2 separate regions of the Homo sapiens genome follow, and region 1 is linked to region 2. The links are chromatin contacts, found by Hi-C or POLR2A ChIA-PET in ENCODE. All regions are on one chromosome and are shown on one strand. Each heading gives the region's core, a stretch centred on a gene start or an enhancer-like site at or near the end of the contact. The rest is flanking DNA. Distances are from core to core; before and after follow the strand shown.

Region 1 (3,176 bases), core at 560-3,059, 170 kb after region 2:
TAACAAAAGCATGTTTTAGGCAAAAAGGTGTTAAAGAAAATATAATCATTGAACAGCAAGTGTTATTTGTTTACACAAACACTAAAACCTCAGAATAAAAAGATAGCTCATGATGTAGGATTGTTTCCAATTATTGGCAGAAGGACAGAAAGATCATCATATCAGTAACAAAGAACAATCATGCTGCAAAGAACAATCAATGGAAATGCAATTTTCAATGTTACAAATCATTAAGCTGAAGATATATGAGTATCAGTTTCAAATATAACATGTAATCAGAATCTGCTGTAAAACCAGATAAAAAATAACTTTGAAAAACTGTACTAAATCAACGAGTTATTTATTTACTAAAATAAAAATCTGACTTCTGGGTACAGTCATTCTGAAGGCTCTATCGTAGGGAATGAAAATGAGACTTCATCTCTTAACTTTAGAAATACAAAAATCTTCATAACAATCTTATGGGGACTATAATTATCATCCCCATTTCACAGATAAGCAAAATGAGAAACAAGGTATTAAGCAACTTATACAAGGTCAGCCCATTAGTAAGTGGTGCAGCTGGGATGTAAACTCTGGCAGTTTAGCTCCTGAGTCCAGCCTCTTAGCGACTACATTACACACCTCTCATCTGGATAAAACATAAAACTGTAGAAAATCCAGGAGTCCTTTCTAAAGAGAGAGGTTTTAGCTGGGTTTTGGAGGTACGTTGTCTTTTTTTTTCTTTTTGCCTCTTTCTACTATATGCCCTTATTTATAACCTAAAATATTAGATATGAAATTCTGCCTTCTGTTAAGCAAATGACCCATTATGCCTGATGTCCATAAGGGCCATTCCATCTGGAAACCAGAGCTAGTCCCTTAATTGTTCCATGCTAATAGTTAATAGAACATTTGATAGAATTCCTTACATATACCTTTGTTATTTAGCCTTATGACATTTCATTAGAATTATTTAGATGACTTTTTCCTGTACTAGAATTTGAACTCATGGAAAGTGAGGATGTTATTAATAATTTGTTTCTCTGTTATCTAGCATAGCAATTGACACACAGCTGACACTCAACATACATTTGTTAAATAGAAATTACATGCCACAAAGAAAGAAAGCCTGAAAGAAACAACCTTAGCCTGCATATTAAACGCACAGATAATTGCCTGTTTTACACTAAATGAACTTTTTAACAACAATGAAAAAAATTTTTGGACAACTTTCCTGACCTCTATCCTTTATTCCTCATGTAAAATAGGTCAAAAAGTCTGAACGATCCTTTCTCAGACATGTCTCCTGAATCTGGATCATCACCATGCCACCCGGGGTAGGCTCTGGTCCTAACCGGCCTGGACTCTGAGCAACGGTGTCCTGACTGCTCTCCTGACAACTGTCACTCCCAGGCCCGGCCACTCGCCGTCTCAGCGCCCCCTCGCGGCCCTTCTCTACCCACCTCGGGACTTCCCAGGCCTCCTGGCTGCGCCGCAGACCCTCCCCGTCCCAGATCCCGCCAGGGCCCACTCGGGCTCCAGCCGCTGCCTGGGACAGCCAAAGGCCGGCCCGGGCGGTTCTTCCCCAGGTGGTCCGGGGCGTCCCGGGCCGCACTGGCCTGGCCCATGGGCCCCGAAGAAGGCGCTCACCCAAGGACCACTGTCCGAGCGGCTTCCCCCGGCCCGGCCTGGTGCCGCGTCCCCACCAGCCCGGGGTGGCAGGTTCTACTCGGGAAGCCTGTTTTATGTCTTCTTTCACGCCCATATCACACCGACAAGGGTGAAGCTGTGGAACTTATACCTCGGCTGGGCCCCGCCGCCAACTCCTAGGGCACGGGAACTGCGCACAGGCCGGGGTTCCGCGAGGGGCGGAGCTTCCCGCTCTGCCCTCGGGCAGGTGAGCCGGAGCCTGGCACGTGGGCCTGGGTGTCCTGACAGCCCTGGCCCCCGCCGCCTCTGTACCAGGGAGAGCGCCTGGAAGGCGCCGCTGCCTCTCTCTCCCTACGTGCCCACCTGCCTCTAGGAACTGGTGAGTTACTTCAGTTCTATGTGAGTCTCCAGTGCCACAATTTAGTGTGTACACCAAACGGTGTTATTGAATAGATGAAGATGATTACCACCTGGTAATGAGTTTCCTTAGTCCCGTTCTTATAGAACCTGAAACTCAACGCTAACCACCCCCCCCCCCCGACTTAGAATCACAAACTAGATAGAATCTTTCTGACAATCGGGTGAGTTGGGTTTAATATGCAATGAGGAAATTATACTTTACTCCAAAAACTAGTGCTTGTTATTTTCCTCACAACAAAACTCTCAGATAGACAAAGTTGGCAACCCTATTCCACTCAGCTAGTCGATAAAAGAACCAGGATGGAACTATGATGGGAACCCACATCTTCAGCTTCCTATTGCAGTGTATGTTCTATTACATATGAAAAAGAGACAATAAAGTAGAGGATAAGTAGGACGCTAAAGAAGTAAGGAAAGGAGAGAATCCAGTGTTTGTAAGGAGCTTTGTTTTATTTTCCCAAAGCTTGGAGATTACTTGGCAAAGTGTGATGGTGCTACACAGCCCGTAAGAAATTTGTAATCACCCATCTAACAAGTACCTAGGCTGGATCTGCAAACTGCGTGGAAATTTCTAGCACGTGTGGGAAGAAGCATGATCAACATTTCTTAGACCATTTCAGGTCCGGAAGTGGCCCTCTTGCAGTTTAGCAGGACATATATTCTCAAGAGATTCTGAGTAGCCACAGAACTTACAGAAGTTGTCATTATTTACCTACTGCTCAGAAAAACAGGACACTGTCTGTGGGCCAATTTGCTAAGAAAAAAATTTAAATAATATGTAAATAAATGTAAATAATGTAGAAGCACAATCTGCCTTTGCTTTTTCTTATAAATATAAGAAAATATTTTCATTAAAATAACCAAAAAATAGACAAGATTTACCCAGCACCTTTAGAATGAAAGTAACGTGGCAGTGCTTCACTGGGAAAAAGTGAAGCTGAATGAGATGAAATTTAGAAACTGAGAAATGGTCAGGAAAAAACAAGAATTCAAAAAGCAAATAGAAGTATTATTTGACTGAAAAACCTGAGGCTAAAATATGAAATCAAGCTAATTTCTGAGGTATCTACTTATTCTTTGTTTCAAGACAAGTCTGACTCCAGTTTGGGGAGAGTCAAACAGAA
Region 2 (2,943 bases), core at 152-2,651:
AACTGAAGGTATGTTCAAACCTTTCATCAAACTGCAGAAGAAAAACCATATGTATGGAGAAATAAGTGACTAAATTCAACTAAAGTAAGTACAATGAAGACATAGACAACACCATCTATTAATGTATTCTGTCCATGGCACCTAGTATAAAAACATGTATTAGGTGATCAGTGCATATTGATTGGGTCATGAATATAAAATTCATTGTTTCCATTCAGAAATTGGAAAACATTCTCCATAAACGCGGATGAACAGTAGAAAGTCATCCAACATGATCCCATTCATGCATCTCTCATGCATATGCATCCTCACTAACTCTTTCTGCTGTCATTGCTAACCTGGGACCCCCACTCCCACCCCTCCTTCTCCAAGCCAGACGCACCTGCTACCCTGGGCACTCACTGCTGCTGCCATGTCTTGCTGTGTAATGCCATTGTCAACCTCCCTGCCTGGTGTGCGTGCCATTCTCCTTCACCGGAGGAAGGAATGTTTAATTATTTTTAATCAGTGGACATGGCATCTTGCTAGACAGCGACACTTGGGGGATCCAACACCATCTGCCTTCCACCAGGCGCCAGCTGCTCTGGTAGATGTCGGTAGAACACCTTAGGACATAGCCTTCTGCTGCCAGGTGCCTACAAGCGGCTGCCACTCGGCACCATCTCCAACATGAGCTGCCACTTGGGCTCATTCCCTGTCATGGTTTGCCTCTCATCCCTGCACTCTTTCAGGCAGGTTCTCCACAGCCCCAGCTCCCAGAACATTTCCCAAACAACCCAGTAGCCTGCCAGTAATCATAGGGTCCAAACATAAATGTTACCCTAACCCAAATGGCCACGGATCTTTCCATCACCATTAGTCAACCTAATGGATCTGCTGACTTCAGTCCCACAGAGAACGGCCACTGACTTCACAGCAGGCAGACCCATGGAGAGCAAGGGTCAGCCAGCTACTGAGCATTTAAAACAGTGGGGAAGGAAAAGGGGAGGGAAATGCCTCTCAGATAAATCACCGGAGCTGTCTGGGGTGAGCAGTGCCCGTGGTAAGTGAGCTCCTGCAAGTTCCTGTCACAGACCTGTCCCTTCCACCTCCTACCCTTAAGGCAGTTCCTGCAGCTCTCACAGCTGTGCCCACACTTTCACTCCTGCAAAGAACGTCTCATTGGCTTCAATTGCTTTAGCGGCTCAGCGTGGTCCCTGTCGGGAGCACTTGTCACCTCCTTCCCAAGCAGCCCGCTTGACACCCAACCTAATTCCTACTTGGTGAACCAAGCCCCCAAGGTTCCTTTCACCCCCACCCCTGCCCCCCATTTTGTGAAGAGCCAAATTCAGCAGCTCCAATCTCAGCTTTATTTTCATGCAAAGTGAAAGAGCTCAGCCACCCGGCACTGGCTGAAGGGTAGATAAAAGCCCCAGCTGTGCCTGCTCTGGGAGTCACTTTCACCTCCAGCAGGAAAGCAAACTGTTTTTGTGCCTGAGGGAAATTATGGAGCCTCACACTTTCATCCAGAGACGGACAAAGGGGAGGTCAGGTGCTGCATCTGCCAGAAATGGGGACGTGTGAAATGTGATTAACCCAAGGAGAAGCCACACAGAGCCCGGCTGGGGCCTCTCCTGTCCCTGTGTGTTTCCCAGTGTCAGAAGCAGGCAGAAGAGTAAACAAAAGCATTAAATAAATATTTTTCCGTTTAACCCATGTGTTAATACAGATTTTTACAACCTCGACAGCACTGACTGAATCAATAGTTGCAAGTATTAGCCTGAATAATGAAGGAAGTAGTGTACATCTGTTGATTTCTCTGCATTTGTGAAAAGAAGGGGGGTGGGGGGGTGAGGAGGGGAAGAGATTCCAGAATGAGCGTGTAATCACATTGTACCCTGCCTGTCCGCAGCACAGCTAAGCCTATCGGGCCCATCAGATGAACTCGCTAATGCTATTTCTCAGGCTAAATACAAACCGCTGGTGCCTGTAGAATTAAACTCATCAATAGCTAAGCTCTCCTGCATTTACAGGAAGACACAAATAAAATTCCTACTGATATGCCCATCAGAGTGGGAAGTTATCTGTCTCTTTCGAACAGACTTTCTGTAAGAGCTCTGTGTGGTAAATGAAGCTACCAGTACATTTGTCTCTTTGTCAAAATAAATAATGCCAATTTCATTTTTGAACAGTGTGCTTGGGCTGTATTCATTATTGTGTTAGGGTTTTGTTTCCGCCAAAACAGCCCTCCCCAGCCCTGCTGCTTGGACAACTTGTCTCTGATTAGGGATGTGTGCTGAAAACGGAAACTGTTTGAAATTAACTAGAGACGTATTAAATAATCACAAAAGAAATTCCGGTAAAAAATAGAGTCAGTTATCAAAAGATTAACACGGTTCTTTGTTCCGTTTTTTTTTTTTTTTTTAGACAGGGAGGGGAAGCAATTTTCAAGACAGACACCAATGCTTTAAAAGGATTTTTCAGAGGTGAATTACTTAATCCTTCGTGACTAAGGAAATCTTTGTGTGCACTACAGAGGATGGGAGCAAAGCAGGAAAAAATGTACAATATTGAAAAGTGAAAATATAATATTTGGCACACTGCAAACATATAAGTTAGAAGGCCTGTGAGGTGTTTGATACCTGCATCAAATCTTGATTCCTCTCCTATAGGAAGAAGAGGCAGATATTTTCTCGAATATTCCTAAAGGATTAACATAATCAGCTATTGAGTGCCACTGCAGCTACTTCACAAAAATGTAGTTAAGGCGGCACTTATCTGGCAGTGGGAAACTCAGCTCTGAGAGAAGGCACTTCATATATTAAGGCTTTAAATGGTATTTTTTAGGGCACTCTTCACTAAGCAAGAGCTGCTCTGGAGGTTGAGAGGGGTGTAGCATCCACAGGGCTATTCAGCTCAGTGGAGCCAGGCATAGGAGAATCTCCCTGTGCCTGCACAGGGCTA

Evidence for each region. A loop is a pair of places that touch in the nucleus more often than their neighbours do. ChIA-PET counts read pairs that join two places held with the same protein, here RNA polymerase II (POLR2A). Pooled maps may share reads with other maps.
Region 1: a loop to region 2 is called in a map with no recorded cell type, with 4 times the contacts of the local background. The contact joins the promoter of LINC01725 here to the enhancer-like site in region 2. A Hi-C loop is called at or near these places in 3 of 37 single-sample maps with no recorded cell type and 9 of 50 pooled maps. POLR2A ChIA-PET finds 5 or more read pairs at or near these places in 1 of 52 experiments (Panc1).

The regions. Positions count from the first base shown.
Region 1 is chr1:83,859,187-83,862,362 of GRCh38, forward strand. LINC01725 (long intergenic non-protein coding RNA 1725) reads right to left here and starts at 1,810. Exons shown (of 3, transcript NR_119375.1): 1 at 1,633-1,810. LOC101927560 (a long non-coding RNA gene) reads right to left here and starts at 1,360. Exons shown (of 3, transcript NR_119374.1): 1 at 1,222-1,360. RefSeq lists silencers at 1,489-1,668, 1,769-1,898.
Region 2 is chr1:83,691,675-83,694,617 of GRCh38, forward strand. The region is part of intron 2 of LINC01725 (long intergenic non-protein coding RNA 1725); the gene reads right to left. Among named protein-coding and RNA genes, the nearest start is that of LINC01725, 170 kb to the right of the region's middle. RefSeq lists enhancers at 598-1,132, 1,133-1,668. Within about 2 kb of position 1,402, at least 7 of the 41 ENCODE cell types and tissues checked have a DNase peak (open chromatin) inside an H3K27ac peak, as active enhancers do.